Regions from separate parts of the Homo sapiens genome. Here region 2 is linked to region 1. The links are chromatin loops, found by intact Hi-C in ENCODE. Cell type or tissue: OCI-LY7. All regions are shown on one strand. Links, peaks and the distances in the headings refer to the core of each region. The heading gives the core; the rest is flanking DNA.

Region 1 (7,288 bases), core at 1,439-6,438:
ATGAACAACCACAACACTTTTCTTCCAGGGCAAATGAAAAGCCTGGGTGTCGTCAACAAAAAACTGTACCTGCTACCTCTTGATGTTTAAGAGTTTTTAAATGATACAGCCAGGGGATTGTGCAAAAAACTGTAAGCATGGAGAAGCATTCTAAGAAATGAGGGGTGAGAAAGGGCGGGGGAGTAGGATAAAGAGATCCATGGGTAGGCAGGGCATGAAACCATTACAGTCAGTCTTTGGGGACACTCATATCCACATCCCTTACTTTTTTTCTCTTTGAGATGGGAAGTAGAATTTACTAGACATGGATGTTTCAGTTATAGGTGAGAGTTTAAGGTTTTCTATGTAACCCACATATAAACCACAAATGAGAGTTACAGATCTAGTTGTTAAGAAAATTCATATTTATTAACTATGATTAATAATACTGTTAAATTGAGACATGTAACACATAAGTCAAACAAAATAAATACTTGCAACATCTGCCTTGTTCAGGGTCACAACATATTTTATATGTACACATTCATGGGTATATATGCATGTATGGGGAAGATGGGAGAGGAAGATTGAGAGAGAGATTTCACTTATTAAAATAGTACATTTTATGCTAACAAATTTGGCATTTTAGATGAAATGGACAAATTCCTAGAAGGTCACAAATTATCAAAACTGACTCAAGAAGAAATAAAAATCTGAACCTATAAGACCTATAAGATGTAAAGAAATGGGTTAAGTAAAAATCTTACTACAAATAAATGCCCAGGCTAAGACTGGCTTACCTGGTCAAGTTTATCAAATGTTTAAAGAAATAATGCTAGTACTCCACAAACTCTTCCAGAAAACAGAGAGGGATGGTACACTTCGAATTTCATGCTATGAGGTCAGTATCACCCTGACACCAAGCCACAACACACACCTCACGAGAAAGAAAAACACACATCCTTCATTAATACAGATTCAAAAATCCTCAACAAAAATACAAACACACCAAATCGAACATGACCAAAGTAAGATGTATATCTGGAATGCAGTTGGATTAATATCTGAAAATCAATTAATGTAACATACCACATTCACAGAATACAAGATAAAAGCCACATGATGGTCAGTTAAGATGTATATCTGGAATGCAGGATTGGATTAATATCTGAAAATCAATTAATGTAACATACCACATTCACGGAATACAGGATAAAAGCCACATGATCGTCAATTAATGCAGAAAAAATGGCCGGGCGAGATGGCTCACACCTGTAATCCCAACACTTTGGGAGGCCAAGGCAGGCAGATCATGAGGTCAGGAGATCGAGACCATCCTGGCTGACACTGTGAAACCCCATCTCTACAAAAAATACAAAAAATTAGCCGGGCGTGGTGGTGGGCGCCTATAGTCCCAGCTACTTGGGAAGCTGAGGCAGGAGAATGGTGTGAACCCAGGGGGCAGAGGTTGCAGTGAGCCGAGATTGCACCATTGCACTCCACCCTGGGAGACAGACCAAGACTCCAGCTCAAAAAAAAAAAAAAGGGCATAAAAAACACTTGACAAAAACTAAAACCCATTTGCAACAAAAACTCTCAATAAACTTAGGCTAGAAGGAAACTTTCTCAACCTAATAAAGGGCATCTACTAAAAACCAACTGTGATTATGCTTAATGGTAAAAGACAAACACTTTACCTCCACCCCCTGCCAAGATCAGGAACAAGGGAAAGATGTGTGCTCTTATTTCTTCCATTTAACACAGTCCAGGTTGAGTACCCTTTATCCAAAGTACTTGGGACCAGAAGTGTTTCAGATTTCAAAGTCTTTCAGATTTTGGAATACGTGAATTATATCTACCAGCTGAGCATCCTAATATGAAAATCAAAAATTCTAAATGCTCCAATGAGCATTTCCTTTGAGCTTTGTTAACTTTCAACAAAGACTTTGTTGATGCTCAAAAATGTTTTGGGTTTTGCAGCATTTCAGATTTTTGACTTGGGATTCTCAATCTGTCCTGGAGGTTCTACACAGTGCAATCAGACAAGAAAAAGAAAAGTCATCCAGATTGGGAAATGGCTTTTATTCTTAAGATGATATGATCTTATATGTAGAAAATCCTACAGAATCCACCCAAAAACCATTAGAACTACTAATAAACAACTACAGCGAGGCCACAGTATATAAGATCAATATACAAAAACCAATTGTATTTCCATAAGCAAGCAATAGTCTATCAAAAGATAAAACCGGAACATAATTCTATTTGTAATAGCATCAAAAATATATCCAGTTAGGAATAAATTTAACAGAAGCAGTGCAAGACCTGCACACCAAAATTACAAAGGAAAATGGTGCTAGGACAACTAGAAATGCATGTGCAAAAAGATGAACCCTGACCTGACACCCAAAATTAACTCAAAATGGATCACAGACTTATATTTAAGAGATAAAACAATAAATTTTTTTAGAGCAAAACATGAGAAAATATTCCCCCAAGAGTTTGAGTTAGGCAAAGATTTCTTCGATACTATTCCAAAACCAAGATAAACTGGACCTCATCAAAATAAAAAACTAGTGCATTTTAAAAGACAACATTTTAAAAATGAAAAAAAAAAGGGACCAGCCTGGCCAACATGGTAAAACACCATCTCTACTAAAAATAAAAAATTAGCTGGGCATGGTGGCACGTGCCTGTAATCCCAGCTACTTGGGAGGCTGAGGCAGGAGAATCACTTGAACCGGGAGGCAGAAGTTGGAGTGGGCCGAGATCACGCCACTGCATTCCAACCAGGGCCACAGAGTGAAACTCTATCTCAAAAAAATAAATAAAATAAAATAAAGAAAAAAAGGAGCCAGGAATAGTAGCTCACATCTGTAATCCTAGTGCTTTGAGAGGCCAAGGCAAGAGGATCACTGGAGGCCCGGAGTTCGAGACCACCCTGACCAACATAGCAAGACTTAGTTTCTACAAAAAAAAAAAAAAAAAAATTATTTTAATTAGCTGGGTGTGGTGGTGTGTGCTTACAGTACCAGCTACTTGGGAAGCTGGGGTGGAAAGATCCTTTGAGCCCAGGAGTTTGAGGTTACAGTGAGCTATGATAGCACCACTGCATTCCAGTCTGGGCAACAGAGCAAGACCCTGTCCCAAACAATAAAAACGGGGGGGAATAGAACTCAAAAAGGTTTGTTTTTAGTCTGAACTTTAAACAATCAGTAATGAAAAACCATGCCACTCAATAAGTGATTTTTAAAAAAATAATAGGAAAAATTACTAAACAGGTCACTGATTTTGTTAAAAGATACTAACACATATCTGCCTCCTGGGACAAAGTGTAAAAAAGACAAGATGGGGAAAAGATCCACACGAGATATAGGCTGATGTGCGCATTCAAACACTAGTTTTGTGGTCGATATCATTAGCAATATTAATTAAGCCACGCTGAATTTTAAGGGGTGAAGGGTTCTTTTGAGTATTCAACACAATGAATATAAAATGCTTAGTATGGCTGCTCATCACTGCTGATGGCTGGTGGCAGCAGTGAAGTAGTATTAACAACAGAAGCTATATTAGGTGTGGGCCAGAAAGAAATGTTATGTTTCTTATACTAAAATGTCTTTAAGGCCTTTGTATGGAGATTGTTAGAAACCAAGTAGCACACCTCTACTTTCTCGAGGAAACAGACTGAGCTGAGGCAAAGCTGTACTGAGACAAAGAGTTCCTCAGGAATGGCATGTACGAAACATGCACTACACACAACAGAAGTCCAGTGCAAATGTACACTAAAAAACTGCTTGAACAAGGTGAATGTTTCCAAAGAGAAGTTATGTTAAACATAAAACTAGGCAGGCAACAAGTCATTTGACAAGAAATAACTCACACTAATAGTTATTTCCTTCTTCACAGGGAAAACAAAAATTAAGAGGTAGTATTACATTAAATTGCTGATGCTTTAGAAAGAGGAAAGGTATCATGCATGAAAGTAGTATTTCTGGCTCCATTTCCACGCACCAAGGAACCACAGCTTTTTATTTTATTTTATCTTATTTTGTTTTGAGACAGGGTCTTACTCTGTTGCTCAGGCTGGAGCGCAGTGGCACGATCTCAGCTCACTGCAGCCTGTCTCCCAGGTTCAAGCAATTCTCCCACCTCAGCCTCCCAAGCAGCTGGGACTACAGGCACACGCCACCATGCCTGGCTAATTTTTGTATTTTTTGGTAGAGGCGGGGCTTCACTATGTTGGCCAGACTGGTCTTGAACTCCTGACCTCAAGTGATCTGCCCACCTCGGCCTCCCAAAGTGCTGGGATTACAGATGTGAGCCATCATGCCTGGCCCATCTATTTTTATAAATAAGGTTTTATTAGAAGATAGCTACGTATTCACTCATTTACATTTTGTCTGTGGTTGCTTTCACACTTCAACAGCAGAGTTAAATATTCACTACAGACACCATCTGGCCTATAAAACCTAAAACATTTACTATCTGGCTCTTTATGAAAAAAAAACTTAGCAGGTTCAGTTTATTTAGTATGTAGTATGGGATGACATAGTTCACATGTTTTTAAACCAAGAAATTAAAAGATACATATTTCTGGATTTGGTAATGGACTGGTTCAAGATATCCTGAGTACATCATGTAACAGGATATACACTGAAACTGCATGCTTTGGAGTCGAAAAGGCTTGATTCTAAATCTGTTCAAATCTGAGATGACACAGGCTAGGCAAGATATTTAAGTCCTGAGACACGAAATAATACCTATACCTTCCAGTGTTGTATGTACAGGACCCAAAACCATTAACACCAGCAGGTAAATGCCAGGTCAGTGAACATTACTTCCTTCCTTCTAGCCACGTATCAAACTGGGAGTTTGACAGCTCTCTCCAGATTCTGCATTAACCCCCAGTGTTTAAAGCCAGGCATTGTGTCACTAGGAAACACTGTTGTGCAATGTACCCCATCCCCCTGTCTACCTATTATGGACCTACTAATCAGGAATGTCACAGTAACTTTTATAAAGTGATGTTCATATATAACCTGAGAAAATGAGTTCTACAACTAAAGTTCTTACTGTATAAAACTTCAGGATACGCACACACATGCCAATGTGTATATATAAACATAGTTTTGACTTGAAACTCGCCTCTTTCAAACTCAAAGCTATCACTCCTAGGTCTAGAATAATAAGTCTATTACCCTACCCACTTCAGACTTCTCTTGAATCTTATAAATCACTTTCTAGTCTGCCTATCCAAACGAAGGCATCCTGTTTGTTTTTAGTCAAGTTCTCACTTCTGAGTCCATGAAGCCACTTTTAATCTTGCTGGTTAAGAACAGAATCTTCTTGGTAAAGTGGCCACATGTGCTGATTTGCCCAGGACAGTCCTGATTTAGGCCTATCATCACCAAGTAATTATTCATAGCACCCCCTTCCACTCACAAAAGTGTTCTGGTTTGCATGATACATTATATGGTGACTCTACATCTAGCATTCAATTTTCCCCATCTAGCAAATAAATCAGTACTTTAAACTTAATACATAACTGCGGGAGAGGAGTATGCACCATGCTTGAGATAAGAAAACATCTCCCATGTCCTGAAAGATTTAGAGATTTGCCACCAAAAAAAAGGTAATATAATTTTCTTTTCATTCTTATAGCCTGCTGCTTGGGATCCTCTTTTTCTCTCCCTATTTTCTAGAATCTAGATGGTAATATTTTAAAATCCCATGCATAAAACAATCTAAATATTTAATAGGGAAATATACATCTCCTCATTAACATACTATATGGTTTGAGAGTTTATATTTACAAATATTTTAAAATATGGCAAAATTTTAAAAATAAAATGCTTTTTGTGAAAAAGCAAGATATTATATGTACATATAGCAGAGGGGAAATTTTGAAAGGAAATAAGGCAAAATATTAATTGTGGTGGTATTTCAGGTGGTGATACTAGGTGATTAAATTCTGTCTCTGTGTTTCCTAGCTTCACTGAAATGAACCTGTGTTTATATTGTTTACATTGAAATACTCTCACAGGTAGCCAAAGAATAAAATGTTCATACTAAAGCTAACTGAATATACAGGGAATGTACCCAAACTATAATAAAGCCAAAACTGCTATACTATCTATAGGTACAGCCTGAATAACATGAGGTATTTACGGAAGGCACAGAACACCCAGGACACTTCTAGTATAAAGGGACTGTCCTTTGCTTATGCAAAGTTCTTGTAATGTCATCGGTGGCAAGAGAGTTCTAGAGTTCAAGGTGGTGTTAGAGTAATGGTTCTTACCCAGGTTTAAGCTTGAAGAGGATCCATGTGAAGAGAGGGAAGGAGGTGGTGTCTGTGAATGTCCTGGTCCCTGACTAGGGAGAGGCATGCCCACGGGTCCAGGAGAGGAGGAAAAGCTAAGGCCGTTATAAAAACTGTGTCCAATGGGGGTCAAGCTGCTCGATGTCCTCTTATAAAGGTCACTGCTGCCAGTCAGGGAGTCACGGCGGGAGCCACTGCCAGTGTTGGAGTTTGCAACTAAAATGGAATTAAAACAATGCAGATAAGAACAGGCCTGTTCTTCGAAGAACAAGCCCAGTGACCTGTTCCTAACACTTTGATCCAGACTCCTTACCACCGCAAATTTGTCAGCAGAGACAGCCTAACTGTTAATGTAGCAGTACTAGGGGCAGATAAGTAATAAAGAGGACATGGCTCAGGTTAACATGACCATCAAACATATGCCAAATTTACCTTCCTATGGTGTCGTATATTATAGGATAAGGGAGGGTTAAAAAGCTCTGACGGCCACATGAACTATGGAAAAGGTGGAAGAAAATGGACTAGAAGAATGCCTTTCATCAATTGAAAAGGTTCAAGTAGAAAAATGGGATACAGAAAAAAGATTTGTAAATGGGGTACTGCCCCACTACACAAGACTTCTATATGAAAGCCTGTTTTCTCAGTGGGTTCAATCGAGAGTTAATGCTGCCCTCAATTCCAATTAAGATACTTTCTTTCACACATGCCCTTCTATTTAGGGATCACTTTTGTTTGTTTGTTTTTTATAATCTCTGCAATTATCCCATTATTCACCATACTACACTCCTGCTTTTTTCATCAAAACATTAAAAATATCTTGGTCTAATATCCTTCCTCCTAATTTTCCACATGTCTACCTTAAATTCTACTCAAAAGACTGAAGAAAACTTGTAACTCTTTAAGGCCTGCAGGCCAAGAACTCGGCTCAGTCTCAATTGTGGAGTATTTCAGCTCTGCTATCTTTAGTAAGTCCTCCTCCCTCAGTTTTTG
Region 2 (7,288 bases), core at 1,536-6,535, 52 kb after region 1:
ATTTGTAAAATTGCTTACAGAAAGCAGCAGCCTTTCAGCTCAAGGCTTCAAAAATCAGTTCTGGGATCCTGTCACCTTTCATGATAGTATACCAGGCTGTCATAATGTGCAAAGCCAGGAGAAGCAGGTGAACACATAAGCGAGGCTATTTTCAGGGTAAATTCTCTCAAAAGGAAACAACAATACAGCAAACATGAAGCAAAGTGCTATTAGGTTGGTGCAAAAGTGTGGTTTTTGCCACTATGGCAAAAAAAAAAGAAAGCAAAAGACTGAACCAAGGTGCTTGGGCAAAGACAGAAGCAAAATTAGCAAAGCTCTTAAAAGTCTCTGAATCTTACTCAGTCTTTCTCCCTTTCCTCCAAAACATATGCGTCTATACTCAACTGCTGTGGTTAGCAGCATCTGAAATGACTCTTAATGATCTTCACTTACAAGTACTCATACCCTGAGTAATCCCCTTCCCCTGACTGTGGGCTAGACCTATGACATGCCTCTAAGAAATAACATAAGACAAGTCATGGGATGTTCCTTTCAAGATGTTACAAAAGCTGTGATTTCCATCTTGCTTGTCCTCTTCTATCTATTGTCCTGATTGCTTACTCTGATGATGACTGCTGCTATGTTGTGAGCTGCCCTATACAGACGCCACATGAAGCCAAGAGAGAGACATCTCTGGACAACAGCTACATATACAAAGCTGTTGCTCCGCAGCTTCCCACTGAACTCTGCCTCTGCCCTGGGTCATTTACACACAATTAAGAACTGAGATCCTCCGTCCAACAACCAGCAAAGAATGGATTCTGATGGTTGATACCACATGAGTGAGTTTGGAAACAGACCTTTCTCCAAGCAAGTTTGAGACAGACCTTTCTCCAAGCAAGCTTTGAGATGAATGCAGCCAAAGTTGAAATCATGACTGCAGCTTGTGAAGGACCCTGAAGCAGATGACTCAGGAAAGTCATGCCTAGGTTCCTAACCTATAGCAACTATGAGGCTTAAACAACTGTCTTGTTTTAGGCAGGGCGTGGTGGCTTACACCTGTAATCCCAGTGCTTTCTAAGGGTGAGGCCAGGAGTCTAAGATCAGACTTAGCAACCAACATAGCGAGACTCTAGCTTTACAAAAGACTTTTTAAAAATCAGTCCGGAGTGGTGGCACACCCCTGCAGTCCCAGCTACTCAGGAGGCTGAGGTGGGAAGACTCCTTGAGCCCAGAGGTTTGAAGCTGCAGTGAGCTACGATTACACTACTGCACTCCTGCCTGGGCAACAGAGTGAGACCCTATCTCTTAAAATACACACACACACACACACACACACACACACACACACACACTGTGCTGTTTTAAGCCACTAAATTTTAGGGTGATTTGTTAAGCAGCAATAACACTGTTGTGAATATGTGGAAGTATTTTTGTATATTTGAAACACTTCTTTAGGAGTCTGTTTTCAAGAAACACTTCTTGTTCCATTTCTAATATTTAAATGTAAGTGATGAAACTAAAATCCTTTTCAATTGAAAAAAAGTAAAAGACTGGCTTTTTTAACTCGGCAAAATCAAATCAATTTAGACATGTTGAGCTTACTGAGAATTAGTAGCAATCACTTATATTCAACAGTCAGCTAAAAGATACCTAACTGTTCAAATCTGATCATATTAAAAGGAGTTAGAAACTACTGAATTATAAAACCAAATGATAATGTGTTATCCAAGTACAATTTCAAATTCAACAGTAAGCTCTCTGGAGGTAACATCATCCACAGCGTTGGGTAAAATATCCTAGTTTGCCAACCCACTGGCATAAATACCAGCAGTTGCCAAATCTTCACTTAACACACAATAACCAAAAATGTAAATGCATCCAACCTATGAAAAGATAGTTCCTATCCACCCCATCAAGAATCTGGAAATAAAGACTAGTTTTTTTGACAAGGCGAAAAGTAACAGATCACAAGAGAGATGTAGAGTTTGTTTTAAAGAATAACTTAGCAGTAAGAGGATTAAATGATGTGACAATTCCAAAAGAAGATAACAGGAATTAGGAATTGGTCCAACAAAAGCAAAAGAGACCCAAGGAATCAGATGTAGCCAGTATTATCCAGGTGACACATTTAAGGGCAGGGCATATGATGCACAAAGAAGCCTATTCTTATCAAAGCAATTAATGCATCTGGTTAGATAGTAGCTTAATTACACTGGACACTAAAAACACCCAAGTAATCTCCCTGGCTCCAACTCTGCTTACCAAGCCACCTTCTTAAAGAACTGGCTTCCTCCTATAGCCAACCATGCCAATCACCAAACACAACCATCCTTGTCCATCTAAGAGTTGTTTTTTTTCCTTAAAAAAAAAAAATCAGCAGACTGCATTTTGGTTTTCATACATTAGCCTCTTGTTGTTCTGGTTAGTGTGGGGTCAATATCGCAACCCAGTCATCTGAATTAGTAATAACAGTCCATTTCAAGATCTACAAACTGAGAACCATGACTTGGGGAGTCCTATCATCCCCAGCAATAAAATAAATAGACCTTGTACTCTTTCTTGTAATGAAACATTAAGTGGAATTCCTAACTGCCCCACCAATAGTGTGTGCTCTCAAATCTCTGGGAGAAACACACACACGTACACTGTTTATCCCACCCTGAATCGTAAGTTTATAAAATAAAAAAACTTATGAAAAGTAAAAAAAAAAAAAAAAAAAAAATTCAGTAAGCTTATCTATGAGGCTTCTGGAAAACAAAATAGAAGTCAAGCACTGGTTTACAAGCAATGTCAGCCACTTGAGACACTTCTTTTAAATTTGTCTGGAAACACCTTTTTTCCTTTCCATCTAACAAAAAAGAACAATACGCAAAACCACACTTAACACTTAACAATCAATCATGTCATAAACCCCTACACCAAGAACCCTTAAAACATGGATTAAGACAATAAAAAGTGGAGAATATCAAGAAACTCTAAGCTTCTTATTTTAAGAACAGTGATAAAGACCCATGAATGCTCTGAAATCACTTTATTTTAAACTAGTTTTAAATCCCAGCTGTGTGAATTTTATCCTCTTCTGCTTTTTCTCACCTATAAAATGACCTATTGTGTACAATGAAAGAGATAACACATGTAATGACATAATACAATGCTGAAACAGTAAACAAAAAATCAGCTACTATCCTTCTTTAAAAGAGCAAAGTAGCAGCCAATAGACATCACAATACTAATGATTTGTCAATGAAATGCTCCTATGTCAAACTATCAGACACAGTGATCATGGCATCACCTAGGCCATGTCAGTACAAACCTCATTACATTAACTACCCCAACAAAACAACACTACAAGAACCATGATTACGGCTTTTCAGGAACTGCAGAGGCAAGACAATTATTGCCTGGACTTGTTTGACCATACCGCCACTAATATTTGAATAGGGATTTATCAATGAGGTTTACTGATGATCTCAACAGTAAAAGGGCTCTCCAGCAACTACTCTGTACTCAAAAGGAATAAAATATTAGGTAACTGCTTACACACTCAATACAGGCTGCACAGAGCATCTCTCAGAGCAGAAATTGAGCATCTTAAGAAATACTACTAACATGGATGTTACAACCCTGCAGACGTGATCAGTTTGATCATGTTATTATCTAGCATCTCTAACTTACAACACAAGCTTAGTTTCACTGGAATGCAGCCAATGCAGGAAACAAATGCTTGATATTTAACTAGCTGGTAAGACAGACCAACAACCAAAACAATTATTAATCTCTTAGTATATATCTCACCACACTCTCAGTACATTAAGAGAAGATGACATCAACTCAGAGAAAGGACCTTTCAGAACTAACTGAAATGAGGAAGTTTGATTGGTAACCACTGATAATCACAGGTGGTAGTCTTACTTGTAAAAATTTTGTATTTTTCACAACTTATGTAGTCTCTCCATACCACAGACTGTTGTTGTGAAATCAAGTGAGATAGTATATGAAGTGCTTTTATAAATACTAAGAACTATACTGATATTAAGTTATACTAAAGCTTTATTTAAAGCTTTAACTTATTAAAACATATCTTTAAGAAAAGCCAAGTTCATTCATTCCTGGTTAGCGTAATTCTTTTGGAAGGGCCTCAGAAACTACATACGTATCAAAAGTCACAGCCAGGTATGATGGCTGATTCCTGCAATCCCAGCACTTTGGGAGGTGAGGCAGGAGGATAGCTTGAGTCTAGGAGTTAAAGACCAGCCTGGAAAACATGTGACAGCCCATCTCTACAAAAACTTAAAAAAGCCAAGTGTGGTAGCACATGCCTGTGGTCCTAGCTATTCAGGAGGCTGACCTAGGTGGGAGGATCACCTGAGCCCAGGAGGTCAAGGCTGCAGTGAGCCATGATTGTGCCACTGCACTCTAGCCTGGGCAACAGAGCAAGATCCAGTCTCCAAAAAAAAAAAAAAAAAAAAAATCTACATTCAAAGTGCTTGTAAAAATAAAAAAAAGTCGAGGCTGGATGCAGTGGCTCATGCTTGTAACCCCAGCACTTTAGGAGGCTGAGGTGGGAGGGTCACTTGAGGAGTTCAAGACCAGCCTGAGCAACATGCCAAGACCCAATCTCTATTTTTAAACATTAAAATTAAAAAAAAAAGAATTAAAAAAGTTGAAAGTAGGCCTGTAATCTCAGCACTTTGGGAGGCTGAGGCGGGCGGATTGCTTGCGGTCAGGAGTTCAAGACCAGCCTGGACAACATGGTGAAAACCTGTCTCTACTAAAAATACAAAAATCAGCCAGGCGTAGTGGCCAGGCGCCTATAATCCCAGCTACTCGGGAGGCTGAGGTAGCAGAATCACTTGAACCCAGGAGGCGGAGGTTACAGTGAGCCAAGATCGCACCACTGCACTCCAGCCTGGGCGACAGAGCAAGACTGTGTCTCAGAAAAAAAAAAAAAAGTTGAAAGCAAACTGCAAACTAAGTATTCAACAATAAATTAGCTGTGGGCCTGGTGCAGTGGCCCACACCTATAATCCCAGCATATTGGTAGGCAGAAGGATCACTTGAGGCCAGGAATTCAAGACTAGCCTGTGCAACATAGTGAGACCCTGTCTCTTTAAATAAATAAATAAGCAAGCAAACAAGTTGTAGTACAACAATGTAAGCTCACCAAAAATAGCCATAATGACTACATGTAATATTTATAAAATAACATTAAATTTTAAAAGTAAAATACAAAATTGTACATGTAAAGACTGCTTCTCCTCATGCATTCTTCCCTTTTGGATCAAGACTGGAAAGAAAAATAAAAGCAGAAGAGTGTTTGTTAGTGCACTGGGATTGTGGATTACTTAATTCAAAATATACTTTTGTTATGATTTTCAACTAATTCTCTAATAAATAAAACTGAGATTATGGTGGTCTGAAATTCACTGCAAATAAATAAGGCATATCTCTCAAGCAGATACATTTCACTTCAACATAATTTCATTTTCTTTTTCTTTTTTTTTTTTGAGACGGAGTCTCGCTCTGTTGCCCAGGCTGGAGTGCAGTGGCATGATCTCGGCTCACTGCAAGCTCCACCTCCTGGGTTCACGCCATTCTCCTGCCTCAGCTTCCCGAGTAGCTGGGAATACAGGCACCTGCCACCACGCCTGACTAATTTTTTATATTTTTAGTAGAGACGGGGTTTCACCATGTTACTCAGGATGGTCTTGATCTCCTGATCTCGTGATCTGCCCACCTCGGCCTCCCAAAGTGCTGGGATTACAGACGTGAGCCATCACGCCCAGCCACTTCAATGTAATTTATTTATTTTTCTTTTTTTTTCTTTTTTTTTTTTTTGAGATGGAGTTTCTCTATTGTTGCCCAGGCTGGAGTGCAATGATGCGATCTCAGCTCACCGCAACCTCCGCCTCCTGGGTTCAAGCATTTCTCCTGCCTCAGCCTCCGGAGTAGCTGGGATTACAGGCATGCGCCACCATACCTGGCTAATTTTGTATTTTTAGTAGAGATGGGGTTTCTCCATGTTGGTCAGGCTGGTCTTGAACTCCTGACCTCAGGTGATCCACCCGCCTCGGCCTCCCAACGTGCTGGGATTACAGGCATAAGCCACTGCGCCTGGCCACTTCAATACAATTTCAAAAGGGCAAAAGTTAATAGCAATTTTAAGAAGAGAGCTCATGTCCTAAATTTCAAATATTTTTAAGCAAGCTGATACAGGCTTAGCATCCTTAATCCAAAAAAATGCAAAATTTGAAATGCTCTAAAATCCAAAACTTTTTGATTGCCAATGTGACAGTCAAAGGAAATGCTCACTGGATCATTTCAGATTTCACGTTTCCAGATTGGGCTGTTCAGCTAGTAATTATTATGCAAATATTCCAAACATCAAAAAATTCCAAAACATTTCTGGCCCCAAGTATTCTGGGTAAGAGATACCCAACCTGTAATAAACTTCCAACTCATTTTGAAAATTGTTGCTTAAATAAGGAATGTTAAAAATGTTGAGTGTTCCATCACAAGCCAGTTTTTTTAATTAAAAATAAGTATATAAAGCAAAGAATTTTTAAGTTTTCACCTTCTCTTTCAGTGAAGGAATAAGATCTTCCAAATTCTCGTTTTGCATTTATATATATGTATATATTCATGGTATTAAAAATAATCTACATATAAGCAGAGTGAAGTGCATCCACTTTAATCAGTTACTCAATACTTACATGTAAAGATGTTAAATGTTAAAATTTGTGTTCTCATTAATTTAATTCAAATCACCAAAAAAACTGTCTAAGAATCAACATCTCCAATAATTTTCTTCATATTTCTCTACTAGGTATCATCACAATCTGGCATGCAGTAATTACTGCTTAAAATTTTTACCCTGTTGTTTCAAATGGTTACTACTGAAAACAGATTACCATAGACATGGTGGTGTCTTAACAAAATGCCTCTTTTGGCTGAAATCTAATATACTGCTTTTAAAAAAAGCAAACTTTAATCTGTTGCATAATTATAATTATGCAGTATATAAATTAACAGATTTTTTAAAGGTTTTCCCAGGTTATTAAGCACCTTTTATAAGCACTGTTGATACCTGTATCTAATGCCTTTAAATAACACTTCCTCCACTAAGGATGAAATCAAGGAGATCGCAGAGTATAGGACAAGATGAGGTAATCTGATCTTCTCTCCCACAACTGGGAAATCAACACTGCTTTTCTGACTATTGAAAAAATAAATTTCAGTATTTGAAGTACTTGCTGATGCCCAAAAGTACTACTTGCACACACCCTAAAATGCACAGCCTGCATTA

Evidence for each region. A loop is a pair of places that touch in the nucleus more often than their neighbours do. Peaks named below come from ENCODE experiments on the same cell type or tissue, not always from the same donor. Only the 100,000 strongest peaks of a DNase experiment are listed, where the experiment ranks them.
Region 2: it touches region 1 in a loop (1.9-fold over the local background); 6 of 110 quality-filtered maps call a loop at or near these places.

What each region holds. Positions count from the first base shown.
Region 1 is chr1:30,958,397-30,965,684 of GRCh38, forward strand. PUM1 (pumilio RNA binding family member 1) reads right to left here. Exons shown (of 22, transcript NM_001020658.2): 14 at 6,278-6,514. Among named protein-coding and RNA genes, the nearest start is that of SNORD103C, 6.2 kb to the right of the region's middle. In OCI-LY7, for the core only: no CTCF peak of the experiment used is centred there; no DNase peak of the experiment used is centred there.
Region 2 is chr1:31,009,871-31,017,158 of GRCh38, forward strand. All of the region lies in intron 3 of PUM1 (pumilio RNA binding family member 1), which reads right to left. Among named protein-coding and RNA genes, the nearest start is that of SNORD103C, 45 kb to the left of the region's middle. RefSeq lists an enhancer at 99-228. In OCI-LY7, for the core only: no CTCF peak of the experiment used is centred there; a DNase peak (open chromatin) is centred at 3,851.